Regions from separate parts of the Homo sapiens genome. Here region 2 is linked to region 1. Evidence: read pairs that join two places in POLR2A ChIA-PET (ENCODE). Cell type or tissue: B cell. All regions are shown on one strand. Each heading gives the region's core, and the rest is flanking DNA. Links, peaks and the distances in the headings are about the cores only. Region 1 overlaps CCDC69 (coiled-coil domain containing 69). Region 2 has its middle 12 kb from the start of TNIP1.

Region 1 (9,383 bases), core at 759-8,758:
TTCGCATGGCCTTTCCCCAGAATTATTTATCTTCTTAAAACATGGCTGTGGCTGGGTGCAGTGGCTCACACCTGTAATACCAGCACTTTGGGAGGCCGAGGCGGGTGTATCACAAGGTCAGGAGTTCGAGACCAGCCTGGCCAACATGATGAAACCCCGTCTCTACTAAAAAATAAAATTAGTCTGGTGTGGTGGTGTGCACCTATAATCCCAGCTACTCAGGATACTGAGGAGGCTGAGGCAGGAGAATTGCTTGAACCCGGGAGGCAGAGGTTGCAGTGAGCCAAGATCTCACCACTGTACTCCAGCCTGGGTGACAGAGCAAGACTCCATCTAAAAAACAAAACAAAACAACAAAACACATGGTTGTGATTATTTTGTACGTAAAAGTGTATATCCTGTTCTTTTCATTTAACATTGTATCAAATATGTTTCCAAGTAATTATGCTGCTACTAAAATGTTTATAAAGGCAAGACCGTAAAGTACATGGCTTTCCTTATTTCTTGTGAGTCTAGACCTCTAGATCTCAAAACAGCTTTTGCATAATGTTGCCGGTATTTCACATTATGTCCTTAGATTTACCCAGATGGAATAACTAGAACAGAGGTCTGAATGATTTTAAGAATCTTGAAACATATTGCAACATTAGCACACATTATTGCAAACATTGTGAAATGGAATTAAAGTCCTTGCCTGGAAATTGAAGAATTGTGGTTTTGTGGGTGTGGGTGTGTGTGGGTGTGTGTGTGGGTGTGAGTGTGCGTGTTTTTTTTTTTTTTTTTTTTTGAGATGGAGTCTCACTCTGTCCCCCAGGCTGGAGTGCAGTGGCATGATCTCGGTTCACTGTAACCTCCGCCTCCCGGGTTCAAGTGATTCTTCTGCCTCAGCCTCCCGAGTAGCTGGGATTACAGGCACCTGCAACCACGCCTGGCTAATTTTTGTATTTTTAGTAGAGACAGGGTTTCACCATGTTGGCCAGGCTGGTCCCGAATTCCTGACCTCATAATCCGCCTGCCTCGGCCTCCTAAAGTGCTGAGATTACAGGCGTGAGCCACCTCGCCCAGCCGAAGAATTGTGTTTTAATAATACCATACCCTGTTGAACTGGGGCTATCACTCAACCTCCTTGAATCTTGGTTCAGTTTCTCTATCTCTAAAATCTACCTTCTGTACCTCACAAGACTTTATGGGAAAACAACTTTATTCTCCAAGCATTGCTTTGATATTATTTTTAGCGTTACAAATATATTAATAAGAAGAATTTCCTACTGTAACACCCAGGGGAGAAGAGATTGCCTGTCTTGAGTTTTTCCCATTAGTCAGAATTCTTCTATAGTTATTTTTAAATTGTTTGGCACATACTAAGTGCTACATAAGTCTATAATGAATGAATGAAAGCACAGGATGGTGGAAATATATGACATTTTATATGTATGGGGAGAGGTACACAGATAACCAGGAGAGACTAGTGGTGATTTTCCACATTCGATGACCCTTTGCTGTCTTTTTTTTATTTTTTAAATTATCATATAGTAAAATTGACTCTTTTTGAGGGGATGTGCATTTTCATAAATTCTAATGCATGTATAGATTCTTTTTTTTTTTTTTTTTTTTGAGATGGAGGCTCGCCCTGTCACCCAGGCTGGAGTGCAGTGGCGTGATCTCGGCTCACTGCAACCTCCGCCTCCCGGGTTCAAGCAATTCTTTGCCTGAGCCTCCCGAGTAACTGGGATTACAGGCACGTGCCACTATGCCCAGCTAATTTTTGTATTTTTAGTAGAGACAGTGTTTCACCATCTTGGTCAGGCTGGTCTTCAACTCCTGACCTCGTGATCCACCCGCCTTGGCCTCCCAAAGTACTGGGATTACAGGTGTAAGCCACCGCGCCCTGCCGCATGTATAGATTCTTGTAACCATCGCCACAATCAGGATACACAACAGTTTTATCACTCCCAAAAAGCCGTCTCAAAATACCCTTGTATTCACATCCTTCTCCCACCCTAACCCCTGGCAATTACTGATCTGTTCTCCATCTCTGTAGCTTTGTCTTTTCTAGGCTATTACATAAATGAAATAATACAATATGATTTTTTATATTGGCTTCCTTCATGCATCACGATGCCTTTGACATTCATTCCAATTGTTGCATATCTCAATAATTCATACATTTTCATTGTGGAGTTATATTCCATTGTTTACTCATTCACTGTTGCAGGACATTTGAGGCAATTATGAATAGAGCTGTTCTAACATTCATGTGCAGGCTTTGTGTGGACATAGGTTTTCATTTATCTTGGGTGAATACACAGGAGTGGGATAGGTCATATGATAAATGTATGTTTAGCTTTATGAGAAACAGCTAAACTGTCTTCCAGAGTGACCACTATTTTATATCACCATCTGTGATGTATGAGTTATACCGTTGCTACTTCATGCCAATACTTGCTGTCACTGGTTTTTTATTTTAGCTGTTCTAATAGGTGTGCAGTAATCTTCACCATAGGTTTAATTTACATTTCAATAACAACTCATGTGCTTATTTGCTGTCTACATATCCTCTTTGGTCAAATGTGTGTTCAGGTCTTTTTCCCATTTAAATTAACTTGCTTGTCCTTACTGTGGAGTTTTGAGATATCTTTATATATTTTGGACAAGAGTTCTTTGTATTTGCACATATTTTCTCCTAGCCAGTGGGGTGATTTTTTTCATTCTGTTAATAATGTCTTTCACAAAGCCAAGCTTTTAATTTTGATAAAGTCCAATTTATTTTTTTCTTTGATTATACTTCTTATGTCATGTCTGTGAACTCTTTGCTAAACCCCAGGTAACAAAGATTTTCTTCAATGTTTTCTTCCAAAGCCTTATGGTTTTATATTTAGATCTAAGATCCATATAATCATGTGGTCTTTCTTTCTCTCTCTCTTTCTTCTTTCTTCCTCTTTTTTCCCTCTCCTCTCCTCTCCTGTCTTCTTTTTTCTTTTCTTTTCTTTCCAACAGGATGTCACTCTGATGCCCAGGCTGGAGTGCAGTGGTGCTATCTTGGTTCACTGCAGCCTCCACCTCTGGGGCTCAGGTGATCCTCCCACTACAGCCTCCCAAGTAGTTGGGACTATAGTGCACATCACCATGCCTAGCTAATTTTTTTTTTTTTTTTTTTTTTTTTGTAGAAATGAGTTTTTGCCATGTTGCCCAGCCTGGTCTCAAACTCAAATGAACCACTGGCCTTTCCCTCCCAAAGTGCTGGGATTGCAGGTGTGAGCCACCGCATCTGGCCTGGTTTTTCTTTAGATGGTTAATATAGTGGATTACATTTGTTTGAGTTTTCAAATATAGTTATCCCTAGGTATCCATGGGGAATTGATTCTCGGACCCACTTTGGATACCAAAATCTGCAAATGCTCCAGTCACTTATATAAAATGGCGTATTATTTGCATATAACCTATGTACATCCTTCCATACATTTTAAATCATCTCTAGATTCCTTATAATACCTAATACAATGTAAAAGTAAGGTGAATAGTTGTTAGACTGTATTTTTATTTGTATTATCTTTTATTGTTGTTTGGTATTTTTTATTTTTATTTTTTCAAATTTTTTTTATCCACACTTGGTTGAATCTGAGGATGGGAAACCTGCAAATACAGAAGGCTGACTGCATTGAACTAGCCTTGCATTCCTGGCATAAGCTCCACTTGGTTGTGTTATATTACTCTTTTTATGTATTGCTGAATTTGATCCTCTAATGTTTTACTGAGAATGTTTGTGTCTATGTTCATGAGGAATATTGGCCTGTAGTTTTCTTACACTATCTGGTTTTAGTATCAGGATAAAGCTTGCCCCATGTAGTAATGTCCCCTCATCTTCTCTTTCTGGGAGAGATTATATAGAATTGGTGTTATATCGTTTTTAAATGTTTAATCGAATTTTTCAATGAAATAATCTGTGCTTGGGCATGTCTTTCAAAGTGTTTAACAACAAATTCAATTTCTTTTTAATATTTAAAGGAATTTCAGGTTATATACTTCACCTTGGGTGAGTTTTGGTCATTTTTTTTTTTTGAAGAATTGTTACATTCATCTAAGTTGTTGAATCTAGGTGCATAGGATTGTTCAGCATATTTCCTTAATATCATTTCATATATCTGCTGTGTCTGTAGTGATATTTCATTCCTGATATTGGTCATGTGTATGTTCTCTCTTTTCTTTGTCAGTCTTGCTTGAGGTTATCAATTTTATTAATTATTTCAAAGAACCAGCTTTTGGTTTCATTGATTTCCCCACCCACCCCCCTTATTTTACCATTTTCCATCTCACTGGTTTCTGTTATTTTCATTTCCTTCCTTCTGTGTGCTTGCTTTATATTTGGTTAGCTTTTTTTTTTTTTTATTTCTTTTCATTCTTTTTTTTTTTTTTTTTTTCCTGAGACAGGGTTTTGCTCTGTCTCCCAGGCTGGAGTACAGTGTCATGATCATAGCTCAGGGCAGCCTCAAACTCCTGGAATCAAGCAATCTTCCCACCTCAGCCTCCTGAGTAGTTGAGACTATAGGTACCCCACCACACCTAGCCAGCTAATTTTTAAATTTTTAACAGAGGCAGGTCTCTCTATGTTACCCAGGCTGGTCTCAAATTCCTGGTCTCAGCAGTCCTCCTGACTCCGCCTCTCAAAGTGCTGGGATTACAGGTGTGAGTCACTGGGCCTGATACCTTTTCCTGATTTCTTCAGCTTAGAATATTGATTTGAGACCTTTCTCCTTTTCTAATATAAACATTTAAGCTATAAATTTTCTCCTAAACTCTGCTTTACCTGCATCCTACATATTGATGGTTTTATTTTCATTTTGTTGAGTTCAAAATATTTTCAGTCTTATTTTCCTTGAGACTTCCTCTCTGGCATTGAATATGTGGAAGTGCATTTCCAAGTGTTGGGAGATTTTCTGGTTCTCTTTCTGTTATTTGATTTCCAGTTTGATTGCATTACAGTCAGAGAACATAGTTTGTATTTTGCTGCTTTTATAGTTTGTTAAGGTTTGTTTCATGACTCAGGGTATGGTCGATCTTGTTTCATGTATACTTGAAAGGAATGTGTATTCTGCTATTGTTGGGTTGAGTATTTTAGATATAAATCAATTAGATAAAGTTTGGTTAATGTTAGTATTCAGTTCTATATTCTTGCTGATTTTCAGGCTGTTTTATGTGGAATGCTGAGGAGTGTTGAAGTCTCCAATTATAATGCATATTTGTCTATGTCTCCTTTCAGTTCTTTATCTGCAAATCATATAGCTACTATGACTTTCTTTTGATTAGTGTTTCTTTTTCCACCCTTTTACTTATTACCTACCTATAACATCTATTTACAGTGGGTTTCTTGTAAATAGCACGTAGTTAGTTGGTGGGTGGTTTTTTTTTTTAATTTCAACTTTAATTTTAGATTCAGGACACACATGCAGGTTTGTTACACGGGTATAGTACATGATGCTGAGGTTTGGGGTATGAATGATCCCATCAGGTGGGTTTTTAAAAACCCATTCTGACATACTCTGTGTTTTATTTGGTATGTTTAAGCCATTTAATTTACTGTTGTTATTGATAATGTTGATGTTCATAATGTTGGGTTGAAGTCTACCATTTTAGGATGTGTTTTCTGTTTGTTCTCGCTGATCTTTATCCTCTGTTTTCCCTTTCCTGCTTTTTTTTTGAGTATTTGAACATTTTTTAGTGTTCCATTTTAACTTATTTATTGTCTTTCTTACTGTATCTCTGTATTTTTTTTAATGGTTACTCTAAGAATTACAATATACTTAACAATCTACTTAGAGTTCCTTTTTTTTTTTTTTTTTTTTGAGACAGAGTCTTGCTCTGTCACCCAGGCTGGAGTGCAATGGCATGAGCTGGGCTCATTGCAAACTCTGCCTCCTGGGTTCAAGCGATTCTCCTACCTCAGCCTCCCAAGTAGCTGAAATTACAGGCACCCACCACCAGGCCCAGCCAATTTTTGTATTTTGGGTAGAGACCGGGTTTCACCATGTTGGCCAGTCTGGTCTGGAACTCCTGACCTCAGATGATCCACCCACCTTGGCCTCCCAAAATGCAGGGATTACAAGTGTGAGCCACCACGCCCGGCCTGAAATTGCTATTTTACCACATCTAATGGAATGTAAAAAGCTTACCGTCATGTAGGTTCCTCTGTTCTCTCCCATTTTTGTTACATTTATCTCATGTATTACATCTACATACATCTAATGCCCCATCAGACAAGGTTATAATTTTTGCATTTAATCATCAATCATATTTTAAAGAGCTCAAGGGAAGAACAGTCTATTGTATTTACTTAGGTCTTTACCAGTTCTGTTACTCTTCCTACATTCTTGAAGTTTCAAGTTTCAAGTTTCCCTCTGGTTTCATTTGAAGAATTTCCTTTAGCAATTCTTTTAGAGCAGGTTTGCTGGTGATGAATTCTAAGTGTCCTTCATCTGAGAATGTCTCGATTTAATCTTCTTTCCTGAAGGATATTTTCACTGCATATGGGATTCTGGGCTTTTTGTTATGGTTTTGTACTCCAAAAGAAAGCAGGAAAGAGAAAACAGAGGATAAAGATCAGCGAGAACAAACAGAAAACACATCCTAAAATGGTAGACCTCAACCCAACATTATGAACATCAACATTTTCCAGCAGTTTTTAAATTTTTTTCTTCTGGTCTCTAAGGTTTCTAATGAGAAACACACAGTTATTCAAGCTGTTGTTCCCTATATGTAGTGTACCATTTTTATCTGGTTCCATTCTACACCTTTTCTGTGTCATTAGCTTTTGGAAATGATGTTGTCTGGGTGTGGATTTCTTTGGGCTTACTTTGGAGTTCAGTGATCTTCTTTAATCTGTAGGTTTATGTTTTGGCAAGTTTGTGGAATATTCAATCATTCTTTCTTCAATTTTTTTTTTTTGCACTGCACCCTTTTTCCTCTAATTCTTTGACTGTGATGATAGTAATGTTAGCTATTTGGGCATTATCTTACAGGTCTCTGAAGCTCCGTTCATTTTTTTTTCTAATCTTTTTTTCTCCTCTATTGTCCAGATCAGATAATTTCTATTGATCTATCTTGAAGTTCACTGGCTCTTTCTTATCATCTCATCTCCATTCTGCTATTGATTTCACCTAGTGAGTTTTTATTTCACTTATTATACTTTTTAGTTCTAAAATTTCCTTTTGGTTCTTCTTAATAACTCTATTTATTTGCTAAGACTTTCTATTTTTCTATTATTCCTAAAAGTATATTCACTCTTACTTTCCTTTTCTCTTTTTCCTTCTTGCCGTCAGTGACAGAACACCCATACTTCTTGGAGTCTTTTTACATTGATTACCATAAAAACTCTGTTAATAATTCCTACATCTATAGGATCTCAGTTTAGGCATCTGTTGAATATCTTTCCTCAAGGGAGTTTTTCTTCTGCTTCTTTTTAGGCTGAGTGATTTTGTATTGTATGCTGAGAAATTTGGGGTTGTATCCTGGACATTTAAAATATCTAAATACGTGAGATTCTGGGTTTGTCTAAATCTGTTGGGTCAGTGGTACTTCAAATTCTGGTCTTCTTGCTCAGTCTGCTGCTACCATTTACTTTTCAGTCTGCAAATAACTGCAGAATTCATTCTGTCCAGGTTTTATAGCTACATTCAGTAGGAAAAACTGGATGGAGTGTGCTTCCTTCATCTTACCTGAAACCAGAACCTGTCTTGATAGGCAAATTAACAAATTAGGCCAATAATTTTAAAAAGTTAAGGCTGTAATTTTTATATGATAAATTGATATTATATATTTATAAATATTATATATTGATAAATTCTTATAAATTTTTTACTACTCTACCACAGTTATATTACTGAACATTATTTTTTTCTTCTTTTTTTTTTGGAGACAGAGTCTCTGTTGCCCAGGCTGGAGTGCAGTGGCGTGATCTCAGCTCACTGCAACTTCTGCCTCCCGGGTTGAAGCCATTCTCCTGCCTCAGCATCCTGAGTAGCTGGGACTACAGGCTTGCACCACCATGCCAAGCTAATTTTTGTATTTTTAGTAGAGACAGAGTTTTGCCATGTCGGCCAGGCTGGTCTCAAACTCCTGGCCTCAAGTGATCCTTCCACCTCAGCCTCCCAAAGTGCTGGGATAATAGGCATGAGCCACCGTGCCCGGCCTTGAACATTATTTTTTTCATCACTGCCAGATACCTGGCTCTTTGGCTGTATTATACTTTCCTGTCTCCTCTGTTCTATTTCCCATTCTGCCCGTTGATTGTCAGTTGCCCATTGTCTTTTTTCAGCTGAGACAAGGTTGGAATTTTCCAAAAGGAACTTTATGAAGGAGATGGGATGATACATACAACTGTATTGATTTGGGGAATGACGATAATTTCAGCTGTGTACAGCACCGCCCTGTCTGTGAAGCCCTTGCACGTCCTTCTCATGTGATCCTCAAATGACCCCTTTGAGACAATCAGATCCAGTTTATTGATCCCATTTCACAGTTGAGGTAACTGGACTTTTAGATGTCTGATATGATCTTCTCAAGGTCTCTCAGTTTCGGAAAGGCAGAGCCAGGACCAGGTGGATTTCCTAGCCACAAATCCAATGTACTTACTGCAGTTTTGTGCTTTAGTTTGACAACTAAGGATTTAATGATTTTGTGATTTCGCTAATCCAGTTTACAAAGCATTGTCCTATGCATTTTCCGTGGCCCGAGGTGGTCTTAGGTGAACATGCTTCCTGCAAGATCTTTGGATCTTAGCTTTAGTGAGGTGTGGATGGCACCCGCAATCTGGTAGCGTTCCTCCCAGGCTATAGTTTATTTCAATTTCCTTGAGGTTTTATTAAATACCTAGTACATTTCTGGCACAGCCCCCAAGCAAGCCTAGGAGACAGAAGGATGAATAAGACCGTTCCTAGACTCCTGGCCTCTATGGGCCCCAGTTAAATATCTGGACCTTCCTGGCCACCAAGGGGCCTGCAGAAGGCTTTGGGGAGAAGTGTCTTGAGCTTATGGAGTTCTCCTTTCCCTACAGTCCTCCGGGCCTCATATGAACAGGAGAAAGAAGCGCTTACCCACTCTTTCCGGGAGGCCAGTTCTACCCAGCAGGTGAGAGGGGCTGGGTCGTGTCAGTCTTGGATAAGGGTAAGTGAGGACCAATGGGAAAGCAGCATGGAGCCCCAAGGCAGCCAAAACTGATTACGTGTGCCTAGGAGTGAGGGGCTGAGGTGATTGCCTTCTGTGTATCCAGGCCCCTTGATGTAGTAACCAGGCTATTAGCTCAAGAGGACTGAGTGTGAAATTGAGTTGGGCCTATTTTTCCAGGGACTGCTGGGGAGATCTTGGAGAGGCATGGGCCAAGTGCCACAGTG
Region 2 (9,383 bases), core at 350-8,349, 98 kb after region 1:
TGGGCAGATCGCTTGAGCCCAGTTCAAGACCAGCCTGTGTGTAGCAAAACCCCGTCTCTACAAAAAATAGGAAAAAAAAATGCTGGAGGTAGTGGTGTATGCCTGCAGTCTCGAGAGGCTGAGGTGGGAGGATCGCTTGAGCCCAGGTTGCGGAGGTTGCAGTGAGCCATGATCGTGACATTGCACTCCAGCCTGGACTACCAAGGGACACTGTGTCTCAAAAAAAAAAAAGAAATCCCCCTATATTCATGGTGCCCCAGCACAGCTGCAAGCAATAAGTCGCCACCAGAATAATCCCACTTGAGAAGCTTTGCCTCCATGGCCGTTACTTCCTTTGCAGTATTATAGGGGTGATCACCCTCTTTTTACCAATGAGGAAACTTGGGCTCCAAGTGGTGAAACATACTGCCTGAAGACATAGACAGTACATCATGGATTGACTCACTGGAAATGGTCTTAGAGATGGCCCCAACCAACCCTCTCGTTTCACAGGTTTGGTAACTGAGGCCCAGAGACAGGATTGTGACCATTGTATTAGTAAGTGCCAGATCTGAGGCTAGAACGCAGCTGTCCTGATTCCAGGCTCTGCTCTCTCTGCTGACACTTCCTCCTTTACCTATTGATGAGGAAGCCAGACTGAGCTGAGCATGGGAGGGAGAAGGGTCGGGTTGCCCAACCTGAATTTCGGAACCCAGAAGCGGTAAAACAGCGCTCTAACATGCCTCTTCATTCCCCACCAGAACCTGGGTTTCCTACAGATTTCCCCACTTTAGGGTTGGAGTGAGGCAAGTGGGAAATTGTAGTTACATAACTGAGCCCTCTGCTCAGTGGTTAAGTCTGTGGAGGCAGGCAGGCCTGGGTTCAAATCCCATCCACCACTATTAGTAGAAGTAAATAAGTAACTTGACCTGTCTGTACTGGCAATGCATGTTTATTTCTGAGCACACTGTCTAGAACATACGAAGGACTCAGTATATCAGCTCTTTATTATCAATAATAGGCAGGATTCTATTTTAGAGAAGAGTAATCAGGGTCAGAGGGGGGAGTCTGATGCTCTACACTATGCCTGCTACACAGAGAGCTAAGTGGGGAAAGATTATTAGAAAAATCTCAACCAGACCAGGCTCAGTGGCTACACCTATAATCCCAGCACTTTGGGAGGCCGAGGTGGGTGGATCACCTGAGGTCAAGAGTTCAAGACCCGCCTGGCCAACATGGTGAAACCCCATCTCTACTAAAAATACAAAAAAAAAATTTAGCCGAGTTGCGGTGGCGGGCACCTGTAATCACAGCTACTTGGGATGCCGAGGCAGGAGAATCACTTGAACCCAGGAGGCGGTGGTTACGGTGAGCCAAGATCACACCACTGCACTGCAGCCTGATTGACAAGAGCAAAACTGTCTTAAAACAAAAAAAGAAAGAAAAAGAAAAATCTCAACCAAGCAAGGGACACTGAGTGCAGAAGCGATGAATTAACCACAGGGAGGACTAACAAAGGCTCCTTGGAGAACGGGACACTTGAGAGCACCTCAGCAGATGGTTAGAGAAGCTCTTACATTAGAAACTACTGAAGGAGGGAGGGGTGTCCAGGCAGAGGCAATGGCTGAAGCAAAGGCGCAGAGCTGGGAAAGGAGAGGTGTGTGGGAGTGCTGGGGCCCGTCACCCGCTGTGCGAGGACGCCCTCTGGGAAGGTCACTGAGTCCAGGCTGAAGAGTATGGACTTTATCCTCCAGGCACTGGCTAGCCCCTGAATGTGCTAGGGAGGGAGATTATATGATTAGAGATGTCCTTTAGAAAAGATATCCCCAGGGACCAGCATGGAGGAGACAGGACCAGCAGCTGGGGTCCCTAGGTGTCGGGGGGATGAGGACACAAGCCAGCACAGAGGATGCAGAGATGGAGAAAAGAGAAGGACACTGGGGAGCGAGAAAACAGGGAAAAGGGCCCTAAAGTGCCATGGGGAGTGAGCGGGGAGGAAGCAGATGTGAAGCCAAGTTCCATTCCCTAAGAACTCAGAGAAGGACATGAGGACAGAGGTCCCTGATGTAGGCTGTCCCACTGCCCTCCTCTCAGCTAGGTAAGGACTGACAAAACCCTAAACAAGAGCTGTCTGGGAATGTCCCCCCACCACACAAACAGGCCCAGCTGTTAAAATTTCCAGAACATGCATTTCCTTCTGTGGGATGGCCCCACCCCTTCCTCCCAACTACCACCATCTGCCTGTTGTGCTGCCAGCTGCAGGCAGAACCCCTCCCTGGCCGTCTTGAAGGCCATGGACCTTGACCTGGGAGGGCCTGAAAGGAAAGTAGGGAGGGTGGGGAACTGACATTTCCTTCCCCCACTTTCCCATGTGCCTGCTATCCACTCAAGGCCCGTAAATACTGCTTGTCACACAGAATTACAGTCACTGCCAGCCATACCCACAGAGCACACAGTAGAATGAGAAACACATTGCTGGTAATACAAAGGAGTGTAAGGTATTCTGCTGGTAACACATACAGAGACACACATTGTTGACCATACAGAGAAAATAATTTTTTTTTAGTTTGCTGATAACAACCAAAAATACAGACATTATGTGTGTGTGTGTGTGTGTGTGTGTGTTGCTGTGCACGTGGGAAACACCTCGCATATGTATCCTAACTTGTTCTTCACACACACTGGGGCATGTGCACACTCACACTTTTCTTAGTGCATAGCCTTAGTGTGCCCCACACACCTCCAGAAATCAGGAGTCTGCTTGTTGTTGTGTAAGCCCATCAGAGGAGGACAACCAACCAGGCTGTGTGGAGGGCAGACTTCGAGCCCAACAGCCCTGACTTGAACTCTGATCCTACTTGGCATCCTATTCTGGGAGACAAGACTAGCTCCTTGGAGAACCAGGCAGTAAATGAGATCAAGCCTTGGAAAACGAGTGAAGTCCCCGGGGAAGGCTTTCTGGATACGGTGAGGCGCACAGCGAGTGAAATTTAAAGAGGTAGCAGAGAAAAATTGATTCTCCTTCAAAAGTATGGATCCCATTCTGTTCACTTTTCCAGGAGCATTCTAGAAACTGGTGGTGAAGGGGTTAACTGTGCCAGCTACCACATCCCTTGCCCCCACAGGGCTTTGAAAAACCAGAGTGCTGGGATTTGCCCAAGGTGAGTCAGGGTCACTACCTTCCTGCTGCCTTTGGCCGTTCCCAGGATAAAACTCCCCTGGTTGAGTGAGATGGAAACCTAAAATGAAACCTTGCTAGAGTCCCGGACTCAAGCCTCATTACTGTCACCTTTGTCAGCAGCCGCAGCGCCAAATCTATCGTCACCATCATCACTTCTCCCTGAGGCCTGGTATCCCGTTGGGGTAGGAATGTGCTGATTTTGCTTGGGCAACGCACCCTCTCACTGGGCCTCAGACTCAATTTTCCTACATTGGAGGATACTTTAGAGGCAAAATGAGATTAATTTCATGAGGAGCCTAGCACAGTGCCTGGTACCCTGGGAATGTTCAGGTCCTATTACCTGCCCTTCTGTCTTTCCCAGTGTCCTCTCCTCTTTTCTCTCTCCCATCCCAGGGTCCAGGTTAATTGCAGTGCAATATTTGCATAGACGTGAGACCTCACCCGGGGAAATTCCCCCTGGTGACCAACCAGGTTTCCTTTCTGAGGTCAGGCCACATCATCAGACACTGCTCCTTCCTCTCCGGCTTGCCACTGCCACCGCTGGCTTTCGCCCCTGTCATCTGGTGGGTTTAGATCCTGGCACACAGATTTAGGCTCATCCTTTGACCTTGGGCACTGTCCAGAGGGTGGGGATGTGGAGGCTGGGCTAGGGACCCAGAGCAAAACAGTGAGGGGATAGATATTCAGGGAGAAGAGGAAAGGGCAGCAGGTAGGTGGTGGATAGGAAGCCTGGATTGCAATTTGAACTCATCAGTAACTCCCTGGCTGCCCCTGGGCACAAGCCTTCCCTTCTCTGAACCTTAGTTTCCCCTTCTATCCAGTGAGAAGATTGGTCAAGATAATCTCTAAGCTTTGTTCCAGATCTGATAGACTAAGAAGCCACTTCCTTTGCTTCCACTTCCTTTGGCAGCACAGTGTTGCAACATCTGTACTTGGATCCCCTTCCTTTGACAAGAATCTTGCAACATGCCACCCTGTATTAGTTTCCTTGGAAAGCACAATTTTGCAAAAGGCCTCCCTGAATCCCATTTTTCAAATGCTGATAGAATGACACATACCTCCTCTCCACTTAGTGGCTTAGCTTGCGTTTTAACTTTTCCTTTCACACCCATCATACATACTGTTCTGTGACTCCCCGAAAGAGGGATTCTCTCTACATTCTGAAATTTGTTGTCCCTATCCTGGTATTGAGAAGTCACCTTCCTGATACAAAAAGAAGGAACAAGTTGGGAGACCACAGTGACTCAACGACAGTAAGTTCCTGGGATCACCTGAATCAGAACCAGCTGTTAAAAGGGCAGATTTGTCTCAAAAAAAAAAAAAAGCAGCTTCTAGGTCAGTGGTCACAACTTTGCATCTCAAAATCACCTGGGGGAGCTTTATCAATACCCATGCCCAGGCCACACCCCCGGAGATTCTGGTTTAATTAATCTGGGGTGGGGCCTGGAGGGTCCGCGTGTTTAGAAAGATCCCCAGGTGATTTAAATGTGCAGTCAGGATTGCAGGTGATTTAAATGTGCAGTCAGGATTGCGAACCCCTGGTCAAAGGACACTAAAGTTAACAAACCCATGGTCTATAATATTCTCTATGAAATTATCCTAATGGATGCCCTTTTGTGCACACAGCTGTGCTCAGTGTTATAAATGGGTGAAGAGAATTTACTCCCTTTTACAGATGAGGAAGGTGAGGGATGGCGAGAGGAAGTACTGATGAGGCCATATGGTGAGTCAGTAATAGTGGCTGGCCTGGCACCAAGCAGATGCCTGTGGCCTCAAAGTTTGAGGCCTGTCCATTTACTCACAGTCTGAAAAAGGGTGCTGCCAGCTCTTCAGACAGCTGTTTGCAACCAGGGTTACCCCATGTGCATCAGTAAAATAAGGAGGGATATTTGTGGATTTAACACCTGCCTCTATCACTAACAAGTCAAATCCCCTTTCTCAAGACGTATTTCTCACTGTCCCCAGATCTCTTCCTGAAGTGCCAGTTTGATCAGAACATTTTTGGCCACAAAAGTATTTTGTTAATGTTAGTGGAAAGACTCCTATGCGCCCCCCCCCCCCATTGCTTATAGAATGGAGGCGACATTCTTTTCTTTTTTCTTTTTTTTTTTTTGAGACGGAGTCTTGCTCTGTCACCCAGGCTGGAGTGCAGTGGCACGATCTTGGCTCACTGCAAACTCCACCTCCCGGGTTCACGCCATTCTCCTGCCTCAGCCTCCCGAGTAGCTGGGACTACAGGTGCCCGCCACCGCACCCGGCTAATTTTTTGTATTTTTTAGTAGAGATGGGGTTTCACCGTGTTAGCCAGGATGGTCTCGATCTCCTGACCTTGTGATCTGCCTGCCTCGGACTCCCAAAGTGCTGGGATTACAGGCATGACTCACTGTGCCCGGCCAGAGGCGACATTCTTTAGCCCAGTGTTCAAGGCTCCCGAGGTCTGTCTGCCCAGTCTCAGCTCTCTTTACATGTGTATCCCCAGTCCTCTACTCTCCCCAACGTCGGGGACACTGTACACATCACCCCCCTCGATGGGGTTCTAGCATTTCATTCTATGACCCACTTCCTTCTCCTTCTCTTCTTCCCTCCACAAGCATTCATGGATTGCCTGCTGTTTGCTAGGCACTGGTGAAATTGTGACAATCAAAGAAGAAATAGTCCCTGACCACATGGGGCTTATACTCCAAAACGAGTTTTCTCTATGGACATGTTGAGAACACTGTTGATGTGTTGGGTTGGGTCATTTTTTGTTATGGGGATCTGTCCTGTGCATGGTAGGCTGCTTGGCAGCATCCCTGCCTTCTGTCCAATAAATGTCAGTAGTATACTCCCTCCTCAGTTGTGACAATGAAAAATGTCTTCAGATATTGCCAGTTGCCCTGTGGGGGCCAAAATCATCCCTGGCTGAAAACCATTTTTCTCATCAGATGCTAAATTAACTGCACCAATAATCATTTTATTACAACTAGTTGCAGAGAGAGAGAAAGGCAGGGCTTGAAAATGCAGAACAAGGGGCCTGCTGTGGTCTGGAGGGGAGTGCAGGAGTGGGGAAGGTCAGGGAAACTTCCCAGAAGAGGCACACTTAAGTTGAGACAGAGAAAATAAGCAGGCATTGGCCAGGTGAAAGGCACAGTGGAGGGGAGGTGCTGCAGCCAGGGGCCAAGGAATATGCAAGGAAGCCAAAAGAAGCAAAAAGGAAGACCAGGCACGGTGGCTCACGCCTGTAACCCCAGCACTTTGGGAGGTCGAGGCGGGTGGATCACGAGTTCAGGAGTTCAAGACCAGCCCGGCTAACATGGTGAAACCCTGTCTCTACTAAAGATACAAAACATTAGCTGGGAGTTGTGGCACGCACCTGTAATCCCAGCTGCTCAGGAGGTTGAGGTAGGAGAATTGCTTGAACCTGGGAGGCGGAGGTTGCAGTAAGCCGAGATTGTACCATTGCACTCCAGCCTGGGCGACAGGGTGAGACTCTGTCTCAAAAAAAAAAAAAATAAAAAGAAGAAGAAGCAGAAAGGAGCTGGCACATTTGAGGAATGCTTAGGGGTGGTTAGAGCGGGAAGGGATGGTAAGTAGAAGCTAGATCATGAAGGGCCTTGGAAGAATTTGTCAGCCATTGATAGGCACCCATCCAAAGGAGAAGAAGGCAGATCTGAGCTTTAAATGAGAGCCGACTGAGAATGCAATGGGCTACCTGTAAGGTAGTGAGCTCCCCATCATTGAAATAGGGTGGCAAAACTTGGCTGACCACTTGCCAATGGTTGGGGGAGGATGTGCTGGTTCTGGGTAGGCTGTTGAGCCAGTAGACATCTGAAAAACTATGATTCTATGACCTCTTCTAACTGCCTGTCTTCAAAGTTCAGATAAGCAGGTAACTTCATTGGCTTGAGTGGGACTTTGCAAAAATCATAGATTTGATGCTTGGGTGACTCAGAGAAGTAAACGCATCCTCAGTATCTACCAGTGAGTTCCTGACAGTGAGTTCTACCTAGCTGCCTATATGTGAGCAGATAATTCTCACTTTGGATTTGGAAGATCCAGCTGAGAGTTTTGGCTTCTCAAACTCTACGGGGAGTATCGGGGAGTATCAGGGAGTTTAATTAAACTGCTGCCTTTAGGGATCCCCTCGTTAGAGAGTCTGATTTCTTAGCTCTATGATGGGGTCCAGAAATCTGCCAAATCCTGGGCTAGGTCCTAATGGCATGAAGAGTTTCTATTCTTGGGGAACTTTCAACAGAATTGATGAACCAGGAAACTCACAGAGTCAAGTTCATTCATTCCCTAAGTAAGTATCAAATAGCTTTTATGAGACTGGCTCAGTCCTGTCCCTACAACATCAGCAGCAAGACCAGAGATGTCAAAATGGATGAGGTAGGGCTGGATAATTCCGTATCAAAAGAGTGGTCCTGTGACAGTTTCCTTGTGTATACCCAAATTTTGCCCTCTTTTAAGATCCAGTATAGGTCTCATCTCCTCCACATCCTCACGGGAGACATTACTTATATTTGAACTCTACTTGTGCCATTTATTAGCAGTTGTCTTAACCCACTAGGAGCCTCATTTCTTCTTTTGCAGAATAGTATATCAGTCTTATACAGTTCTTAAGAGAGATGCATGAAATAATTCATCTAAGAGCACTGAGTACTGTGCCTGGCATATGATAAGCTTAAATATTAGCTATTAGTGTTTTTATTTCCTAACCGCCTAATGGCAATCCGCCTTTATTCATCCTGATTTCTCCTTCCTCTGAACTTTTGGACTTCCTTAACATGTCAGAATGGGAGGTCCCTTAGTGGTCATCTAGCCTGATATTTTACATTATAGAAGGGGAAGCTGAGGACCAAAACTTGCCTAGGGCCATACAGCAGAGCCAGGATTCAAAGTCAGCTCTACTGATTCCCAGTCTGAGGGCCTCTTCTTCCTCAGTGTCTATCCCCTGGCCTGAACAGAGAAGGCAGCTTCAGGGAATCCATGCATGGCTGGAAGGGGGAAGAGGTGAGAGAAACTGATTGCTGTCAGCATTTCAGCAGGGAGAGCTCAGAGCCATTCTCTTCATAGGATGTGCCAGCCAGGTATTCTAACTGGAAATCCCAGCTCATGTCGCTCCAGCTCCTTGAACGTCCTTAGCCCTTCAAGGTCCCTTTGCCATCTAAGATTCCATGGGCAGGAACTGGTCTAAGCCAGGCTCTGTGAATTTACAGAGAATATGTAATTATAGTGGACTTTAAAGTGCAAATATTGTATATAGGGGGAAAATTGTAATCCAGGAACATTAGGGCTGAGCTACACATATTTTCACCCCCTGCAGAGAAAAGGGTCTATGTACAGGAGAACATCATCTTTTTGCCCCTGGTCTAGCTCAAGGGTCAGTATCATTCATACAACTGCACTTTCTGTGATGATGGAAATATCTGTGCAGTCTGGCATGGTAGCTGCTTGCCACGTGTGGCAATCGAGCTCTTGAAAAGTGGCAGTGCCACTGAGGGGCTGAGTGTGGTGTGGGAAAGAGCACTGGACTAGGAGTCAGGAAGTCCCTCTATTTACTCACTTGGAAATTTATTTCCCCTGTCTGGCCTCCACTTCCTTGTCTGTAAAGTGAGGCCATTGGGCTAGGAGATTTAGCATCCCCGTGTAATCCTGATCTGAAGGGCACAGATGCAGTTGGATGGGATTCAATGGACCCTTCTCCGCCCCCACCTCTTATTGCTCCTCTCCTCCTGCAGAGGCTGCATGTGGCCCCTTGTGACCTGGACCTGTTTATTTCTCCAGGTCTACCTCTGTCACTTCCCCCAGTCTGCCTCAAATCCCTTGGTCTACTCAGACTGAACAGTTCATGGAATATATTCTCTCTTCTCTTTCTGTTCTCAGAATATATTCTCTATTCTCTTTGAATATTCTATTCCCTTTGTGGAGAACACTCTTCCTTATCTTCTTTCTTGGCTACTTTCAGGTCTCAGTTTAGGTGTCACTTCCTCCAGGAAGACTTCCCAGATCCCCATATCCTGACCAGATACTCTTTTGTCCAGGCTCCCAAAGCCCCCTGCATTTCTCCTGCCAAAACACATCTTTCCTGTACTTTATTGTAATCTCCTCCTCATTTACCTGTAGCCCCCAGAGCAGTGCTATCCAATAGAACTTTCTATAATAATGGAAATGTCATACATGCATGTAGTCTAATGTAGTAGGTGCATGTGGCTGTTGAGCACTCGAAATGCAGCTTGTGCTA

The links. ChIA-PET counts read pairs that join two places held together with the same protein. Peaks named below come from ENCODE experiments on the same cell type or tissue, not always from the same donor. Only the 100,000 strongest peaks of a DNase experiment are listed, where the experiment ranks them.
Region 2: POLR2A ChIA-PET joins it to region 1 with 11 read pairs; 3 of 35 experiments call an interaction of 5 or more read pairs at or near these places.

What each region holds. Positions count from the first base shown.
Region 1 is chr5:151,187,123-151,196,505 of GRCh38, reverse strand. It overlaps CCDC69 (coiled-coil domain containing 69), which reads left to right. Exons shown (of 9, transcript NM_015621.3): 5 at 9,047-9,120. Among named protein-coding and RNA genes, the nearest start is that of CCDC69, 32 kb to the left of the region's middle. In B cell, for the core only: no CTCF peak of the experiment used is centred there; a DNase peak (open chromatin) is centred at 4,295; H3K4me3 peaks cover 1,136 bases; H3K27ac peaks cover 5,389 bases.
Region 2 is chr5:151,088,468-151,097,850 of GRCh38, reverse strand. No RefSeq gene overlaps it. Among named protein-coding and RNA genes, the nearest start is that of TNIP1, 12 kb to the right of the region's middle. RefSeq lists enhancers at 2,613-3,812, 3,447-3,856. In B cell, for the core only: no CTCF peak of the experiment used is centred there; DNase peaks (open chromatin) are centred at 2,537, 2,550, 3,240, 3,630 and 1 weaker place; H3K4me3 peaks cover 966 bases; H3K27ac peaks cover 4,421 bases.